Regions from separate parts of the Mus musculus genome. Here all the other regions are linked to region 3. The links are chromatin loops, found by intact Hi-C in ENCODE. Cell type or tissue: heart. All regions are shown on one strand. Region 1 holds the start of Dnlz (DNL-type zinc finger). Region 2 overlaps Gpsm1 (G-protein signalling modulator 1 (AGS3-like, C. elegans)). Region 3 holds the start of Inpp5e (inositol polyphosphate-5-phosphatase E).

Evidence for each region. A loop is a pair of places that touch in the nucleus more often than their neighbours do. Peaks named below come from ENCODE experiments on the same cell type or tissue, not always from the same donor. Only the 100,000 strongest peaks of a DNase experiment are listed, where the experiment ranks them.
Region 1: it touches region 3 in a loop (2.4-fold over the local background); 5 of 42 quality-filtered maps call a loop at or near these places.
Region 2: it touches region 3 in a loop (6-fold over the local background); 6 of 42 quality-filtered maps call a loop at or near these places.

The regions. Positions count from the first base shown.
Region 1 is chr2:26,350,989-26,353,488 of GRCm38, forward strand. It overlaps Dnlz (DNL-type zinc finger), which reads right to left and starts at 1,122. Exons shown (of 3, transcript NM_026828.3): 1 at 785-1,122; 2 at 347-486. The coding sequence starts at 1,024. Card9 (caspase recruitment domain family, member 9) reads right to left here. Exons shown (of 13, transcript NM_001037747.3): 11 at 1,953-2,026; 12 at 1,497-1,573; 13 at 1,199-1,423. The coding sequence ends at 1,324. In heart, CTCF peaks have their summits at 1,167 (motif pointing left) and 1,381; DNase peaks (open chromatin) are centred at 623, 1,113, 1,443 and 2,283; H3K4me3 peaks cover 2,196 bases; H3K27ac peaks cover 2,147 bases.
Region 2 is chr2:26,324,550-26,327,049 of GRCm38, forward strand. Gpsm1 (G-protein signalling modulator 1 (AGS3-like, C. elegans)) reads left to right here. Exons shown (of 14, transcript NM_153410.5): 6 at 249-364; 7 at 788-943; 8 at 1,665-1,773. Among named protein-coding and RNA genes, the nearest start is that of Gm52505, 6.5 kb to the left of the region's middle. In heart, CTCF peaks have their summits at 529 (motif pointing right) and 1,391 (motif pointing right); DNase peaks (open chromatin) are centred at 532, 1,072 and 1,492; H3K27ac peaks cover 218 bases.
Region 3 is chr2:26,408,256-26,410,755 of GRCm38, forward strand. Inpp5e (inositol polyphosphate-5-phosphatase E) reads right to left here and starts at 964. Exons shown (of 10, transcript NM_033134.3): 1 at 1-964. The coding sequence starts at 332. Sec16a (SEC16 homolog A, endoplasmic reticulum export factor) reads right to left here. Exons shown (of 30, transcript NM_153125.2): 30 at 1,176-2,500. In heart, a CTCF peak has its summit at 1,004 (motif pointing left); a DNase peak (open chromatin) is centred at 1,046; H3K4me3 peaks cover 1,348 bases; H3K27ac peaks cover 1,130 bases.

The sequences.
Region 1 (2,500 bases), 57 kb before region 3:
GCCCTCCCCACTGCTCTCCCAAAAGTGGGAACACCACTGAAGGCTGCCCCAGTCCATAATCTGACACATACCCTTCCATCTGCCCTGAGTTGGCAGAGGACAAAAAGCCTCCACTAGAGATTGATAAGGCCCCTGGCGAGATCAGAGGTCAGGCAGTGACAGAGGTAGAGCCATAGAACTAGTTTGCCATATTTGGGGCCATTCATGGTTCATCTGAAGTTCAAATTCAACTGCTTCCAGGTCCACGTGGAAGCTGGGCTGTCCAGGTAGAGAGATCCAGGCAATGGATCCAGGCTCACACAGGGCCACAATCTTACTGTCTCCTACCCCTCCCAGCTGGCCTCACCTCTTCCCCTTCAGGTCAGAGAACCAGCTTAGGTTGTCTGCGATGATGTGGTGGTTCTGGCAACCAGGGCAAGTCACGATGACCACGCCCTGGTGATAGGCCAACTTTGAGATGCGCTTGGATGACCGAGTCCCACAGACCTAGCTGGGTTAGAGAGGTGGTCAGGCAAGGCATACACAGGAAAGTCTCTCCCAAGGTCTAACTCCATCCCGAGGGACAGCCTCAACCCTTTCTCTGATGATCCCACCTAGGCGACGGCGTCATTTCTAGACGCCTGTCTCCTGATAACCCAACCTAGAAGGCCCTGTGCCTCATTCCCACCCAGCCATTTGTAAAGACTCCGCCTCCTCCCTGGTCCGAAGGATACTTCCACGTTTCTGCCAGGACCCTACACCAACAGGAAACCAGCCAGCACCAGGTGTTGCCGACAGCGCCCACCTTGCAGGTGTAGACGAGTTGATAGTGGTCCGCTTCCACGCGCCCCAGCGCCGCCGCACGCCCTGATCCCGGCGCGGAGCTCGAGCTCCGCCAGCCCGAGGCCCAGCCCCAGGCCCAGCCCCGAAGTCTCTCCGCGGTCTTTAGGCGAGCCCCCAAATCCCAAAGCCGCCGCGGTCCGGAATCCCGGGTCCGCACACTACGAAGTAGTGTCGGCATGCGGCTCAGCGCTGTCCGCAACATCCCGCCTGCGAATCCTTAGCCACCTTTTCTTGCACCGCCCCGTGAAGCTGCGTCGACCATTTTGGTAACGGGCGCAGCGGCCGGAAGCGGCCCTCTTCGGCTTCCATCCGCCACCGGTGCACTGCTTTCTGTTGCCCCCTGGTGTCGCCCCGCTTGCATATCCAACCAACAGGCTCAGCTCGGTGATTATTTTATTTAGTTGCATTTTCTAATTCTAATACAGTAAAAAAAAAAAAAAAAAAAAAAAAACCGCAGCATCCTTTCACAATTCCACAGATGCTCAGCCTCGGCGCGGTTCGCTAGGAGCCCTCGGTGTCGGTGTTGTCGCTGCCTGTCGTATTCCCGCGATCCCCTTCTCCCTGCCGCCAGCTGTTCTGCATCTTGCGGAGCGCCCGCTTCCTGTGGGGCCCGCAGTGTGAGCAGGTAGGCACAGGTGTCCCACCCGCCAGCCGTCCTGCCCGCCGCCCCACACCTGCGGTAGTTCTCGAAGCTCTCCTTGAGGCGCCGCCGCTCCTTCTCCGGGGGCTCGCTGCTGCTGGGCCCCATGCCCTAGAGAAGGAACGGGGCCGGCAGCTGGACAACGGGGCGGGCAGCTGGACACCGTGGCCTTACCACGGCAGCCCTGGGACTCCAGCAGGTGTGGAGCATAGCTAGCTGGCCGTGGGGTCTGCTGGACTCCGAGATGACTGAGCGTGGGGTGACAACCCCTTTGTAGCCAGGTGAGTGGAAGACTTCTTTGCAGTGAACAGCAGTATGGGTGTCCTTACATTGTCCCCTCCCCTGTCCAACCACCCCACTATCCAAATGTTACATCCTACCCATACACTACCAAAGACCTTGTGATCCCCAGCTGTCCAGTGGCGTCACCCTCCTCCCCAGGATCAGCCATGTAGTAACCAGGGCTCTTGGGAACCCCAATCAGCCTTACATGGGTCAGTGAAAGATGCTCCTTGTTCAGAGCCATAAAGGGCTGCTCTGGGCTCTCCCTGTCTGCCAGTACACCTGAAAGGAAGATCTGTGCTTATGGGGGCCCCATCTGGTATGGCCACCTCCCTCTGCAAACAGCCCAACTAGCATTAGCCTAGGTCAGCCTTACGGGCTGGGACCTTTGCATGAGTCCAGTGGGGACTGCATTTCACAGAAACAGGCTGAGCCCTTGACTGCTACATCAACAGGGCTCCTACCATCAGTCACCCATACCGCCCAAGCTGACTGTCACCAAACACAAGGACAGATGGCTAGGAAAGACTCCAGGTCCCCATGATTATTTGCGAATGCATGCCCCAGTCCATGTCCCTTTTAGCTTGGCAACATTTTTGTGTCTAGTGGTTCCCATGGGTGGTGTGGGGGCAGCCTCAGTGGAGAGCTCAGGGCATCGGGGGCCTGGGTTAGTGCAAGTACACCATATTAATTAGAAGAATAATCATTCCAGGTAGCCAGAGCCAGCATGCCCCAGGTCCTGGGCAAACCAAGGCT
Region 2 (2,500 bases), 84 kb before region 3:
GCCTGGGTACCGGGGCGGGGATGCTGCAGTAGGAAGGCTTCAGGTTCCCCTCACAGTCCTCAACGGCATGGGGCTGGAACATCACTGAGCCCCTTGCTCCTGTTGTATTTCGTCCTGTGGTCCTAGTCTACTCCCCTGGACACTTAGACATTAAGCTAGCACCTTGGGTGGAGAGGCATCCCTCCCTGACTGTGTTCCTAGGGGTTGCAGGGCTATGTGATGACCTCGGGGTTTGGATCTATCTGCAGCGCCTGGCCATCGCCAAGGAGTTTGGGGACAAGGCAGCTGAGCGGAGGGCCTACAGCAACCTGGGCAATGCTCACATCTTCTTGGGGCGCTTTGATGTGGCTGCTGAACATTACAAGTGAGCAGGGAAGACAGTCCTGGGGTATACTGAGCACCATGCTACAGAGATGCCACTCCCATGGTGCAGTCCCAGGAGCCAAAAAGGCTGATGCATGAAGCTCCTGGGTGTCCCTGACCTGTGTCACAGTTCTTAGTCAGCTGCTTCCTGGGTAGAGGGGTGGCCACTAGATGGAGCAGGTACTTCATGCTCATCTCAGTTCTGAGATACAGACACTGAATCCCTGTAAATATCATCTGCTCAGAGCTGTTAGTGATATTAGCCAGTGTCACAATTAGCTAACTCCTTAGCCAACGGGAACCCATGCACCCACACGCATCTGGTGCTGTGAGTTGAGTGCAGTGGCCATTTCAAGATGAACATTCCTGATGTAGAAGAGACATTGCCACTCCCCTCAGGGACTGACTCTCCCATTCTGCACAGGAAGACGCTGCAGCTGTCTCGGCAGCTCCGGGACCAGGCAGTGGAGGCTCAGGCTTGCTACAGCCTGGGCAACACCTACACACTGCTACAGGACTACGAGCGTGCTGCTGAGTACCACCTGCGGCACCTAGTCATTGCCCAGGAGCTGGCTGATAGGTTTGTGAAAACAAGGTCTTGGCTGGGCCTGGCTTACAGTGACAGCCTGGGTTTGAGTGCACGCTCCCCTGCGGGCCACAGCATGCATGCTGGGAGCGACCTCCCACATAGGCCCTCAGCCAATCCCTCAGTGGGAAACAGTGTAAGCAAATAGGTAGGTCCAAGGCTTGTAGGGGCCCGTGACTTCCCAGCTCTGGAATAGCCTTCTGTGCAGATCTGGATGTAGCAGGGTTTCAGAGCCACAGACCTGGGGGCAGCTATAACAGGAGGTATCCTCGAAGAGCTGCCCTGTCCCCAGGGCTTCTGTGGGAGGGACAGATAATGGAAGTGTCCTGGAACTAGGTAGAGATAGTGGGAATAGCGACAGAAACAGCGAACTATCCCTGAATGCATGGTTCACTTTGGACCTGGGTAAGGGAGCATGGAGCAGGCTACAGGGAGGCACTTGCTGGCCACTAGGGGGCGAACCAGGCCTTGCGCAACAGTATACAAGTGCTGGGCTCTGCAGGCCCAACTGGCCCCAGGGTAAGCTGGTAACACGCTTAGGTTTATCTCCCTCAAGGGGGTGGACCAGTGAGCACTGTGGCCAGGGCCAACGAGCTCCTTTGGCTGAGGAAACCCTGTGCTGATGGTACATTGTGTACCAGGGTTGTGGGAGGATCGGGGACTTGGGGCAGTAGGCAGACCTGGGAGGCAGGTGTGATTGTCTAACTTTCCACAGGGTGGGAGAGGGCCGAGCATGCTGGAGCCTGGGGAACGCCTATGTGTCCATGGGGAGCCCTGCACAGGCCTTGACCTTTGCCAAGAAACATCTGCAGATCTCCCAGGAGGTGAGCCGGGCCTACTCCCCTAGGTCTCTACTGGTGCCTCGGCAGCACATTGTCTCCTTTCGTGTGCTTGTTCCCAACCACCCTTTCTGAACACTGGATCCCTAAGAGGACAGTTCCCACTTGTGTGTACCAGGGCCAGTGGGTCAATGGGGGGAGCAAGGATCTGTTTTCCACTTAGAATGCTGGTGTCCCCTGTGTGGATTCCATTCTCCAATCCCTAGGGAACTGGGCCGTGTAAGGTATCGGGGATGCTGGGAGTAACCTCTTGGAGGTGGACCAGGGAGACAGGTTCTATTGCCCAGGAATACCCTGTGATACCTCTCTAGGAAGCTGAGTGGTCCCTTCTCTATGTTCAGTCCCCTCCTACTGCGGACAGTGCAGGGACATCCGAGAGAAACCTAGTCCTCCTAACTAAGGGTGGATCTCAAGCCCCTACAGCATCAAAAGGAACTTCTCACAAGAACAGGATGGTCCAGAGCAGAGGAGACTCTGTCTGAAGACTCCTTCGCATGGTGTTAGCCTCACTTCCCCATGAGTGCAAACAGAGGTCTCCAAAAACTTCTGAGCTTCATGGTTCCCTGTGTTCTTCATGTTGGGTTTGTACTCAAGAGGATCCCCTGATGGAGCCTCAGTATTGGAACCTGAGGCTTGTGGGCCCTAGGAGAAGACAGTTCCCTATGGTTGAGACAGGCTCACTCCACGAGAAGGCCAAGCTGACCACTCACAG
Region 3 (2,500 bases):
TTCTGGACAGTCAGATCCTCCTGACTACCCCGGAAACGCCTCCTTCTCCAGCCCTTGTCATCGAGGGACAGGGTTCGCTCCAACTTGGGTCTAATGGGTGGCTGTGGGGTGATGAGATTTGCCTTAGTTTGTGGGTTCTGGTTGCTTGTTTTTGCTGGAATGCTGAAAGGAGGCATGGGGTTTGTCTCTGAACCCTGAGAGTCAGAGGCTGGTAAGAAGCCTGGTGTTGGGATGAGCTTCTTTTCCGTGTTCGGAGGCTGTCCCTGGAGCATTCTGCCTTCTAGCTGCCCAGGTGCCTCAGTGTGACGCAGGCAAGCTGACTTGGATGGCATAGTCCAGACCTGGCCAGCCCTGACCCCCTCAGCCTGGCCCTCCTAAGGAAAGGGATCCTCCCTGGGAGGTTAACAAGCAACTCTTGTTGTCAAGGATGCACGTCAGAGTTCGCCAGCTCGATGCCATGAAAACTCGAGTGGCTCCCTTTGTGGCATGGGGCGGTCCTTTTGGAGGAGGGCCTGTAGCTGCATGGCTGGAGACTTGAGAGTTCTCACCGATGCCTGAGGAAACGCAGAAAAATCTCTTGGCTCCCCGAAGTCAGCTCGCTAGTCTTAAAAGCGACTTCGTGAGAACAGGCGCCAGGGGGTCGGGGCTGCACTTCACGGAGCTGCACAAGTCTGTCCAGCACCCCCGGCCAGCCCTCCACCCCGCCGAGGCAGAGTAGGGCAGCGCGCTCAGCGTCCTAGGCTCACCTGCGCCCTCCGTTCGGCAGCAGACCCGCCGCCGGACGCCCGAGGTCTGATTCAGCCGGGCCCAGCGCTGGCGGAGGCGGACCTAGGCCAGTCACGGTGGCAGCTGGAACAACGACTGCGGCCCCGTGCCTCGGCCCCCGCCCCCGCCCAGGGTTCGCCCCAGCTCAGTCTAGTGGTCACCCTGGCTCAGGTTCCGTTCTGTAGTCTTCCGGAGAACTGCCCGGCCCAAGACCCTATCGCCGCCACAGCGCCCTCTCGCGGCCGGAGGACCACAGCCCGGTGCCTGGAAGCCACGCCCGACACGAGCTCCCGCCCTGCCAAGCCGCGGCAGGACCAGGCACAGGCAGTCACACCCAATAGCTGCCCAAGGCTCTACCAACACTAAAGATCTCGCTGGTCTGCCCCTCAAAACACAAAGGAAGCCATAAATTAAGTTACTTGAGAGCCCAAAATATTTTATTTAACAATGTGAATTTTGGAAAAATAGCAGCTCCCAGGGAGGAAGCTTCTTGAATCCAAAGTGGTTGGCAGTCAACACAGAGCCTGGGCAGGGTTGAACCAGAGGCAAGGGTCCTGCCTGGTCCCAGCAAGGACACAAGTTGCTACTGACCCACAGGGACAGGCCTTTCTTAATGACAGGAACAGGAGGGTCCAAGTACACTCATCTATGGAACGTCCTGGAAGCCATTCTGTGAGTCTTTCCTAGATGATGCAAGGAACCAGAAAACCGGGAAGGGCTGTACTAATTCCATGTTCTACAATTTCTAAATTTAATACCAAACAAACCATTTATGTTTTCTACCTGCTGATTTTTAAATATTTAACTCTCTTTCCCTTCCTCTTTAGAGTGTAAGGATAGTTTTAGGAACAGTCAGTGAAGCCTTAAAGCTTTGACTCTTATGTGGTGGCAGCTCCTTGAAGTGATATGGGTGAGCCAGTGAGTCGCTGCTGAAGGTCCCTGGTGGGCTTTGGGGTAGAGATGCAAGGTTCCAGAGTGTGCGCTAGGACACCGTAAGCCACTCCAAGATACCACCAAGGCTTTAAGTGCTGTCTGCAGGTGACATTGAGTCAGCTAGAGGGCTCCATACAGACTCCTGGCTAGGAGGGCAGTACGTTGCAGCACACAGCCAGTTTTTGACCTGGTTAATCAGATCAGCAGCTTCAGAATATCAGCTCCCTGGGGCTCTCCCCAGTGACTGAGCCATGACGGAAAGCTCGGAGCAAAAAAAAAACGCACCCAGCACTAATGAGGCCACAGAAAATGGAGTGAGGCTGGAAATGTTGGAGAGACATGCCCTTGTAACCACTTCCTCCCCAGCCTGGGAGCCGCTGCCATCTGGTGACCCTTTGAGGAGCTGGCATGTACTCCCCAGTTCACAGGACAAGGCACAGTTGCCCAGTGCAGTTTGAGGCTCCTCTTAGGCCAGACATCCCAGCAGTCAGTCCTCTCCAGGTAAGCAGACAGCCTTCTCAGTAGCCTAAGGATCCCTGGTTGGTTTGCACCATTTCTCAGGTGAGAAAGGCCTTGGTGTCCAAGTAACTGTGCTCTCCTGTAGTGAATCCCTGCCTAGCCTCTCTGCGGGGATATTCTCAAGTGGCTCAAACCTTAATTTGTCTAAAGTGACTAAAAAAGAAACATTGTTCTTTTACATAAAAGACTTTGAATTAGATTCATTCTATCCAGCATTTGAAAGGAACCTTGAAATCAATTTTTCAATCATTCATATACATAGGCTGCAAGGAAGGAGACACAC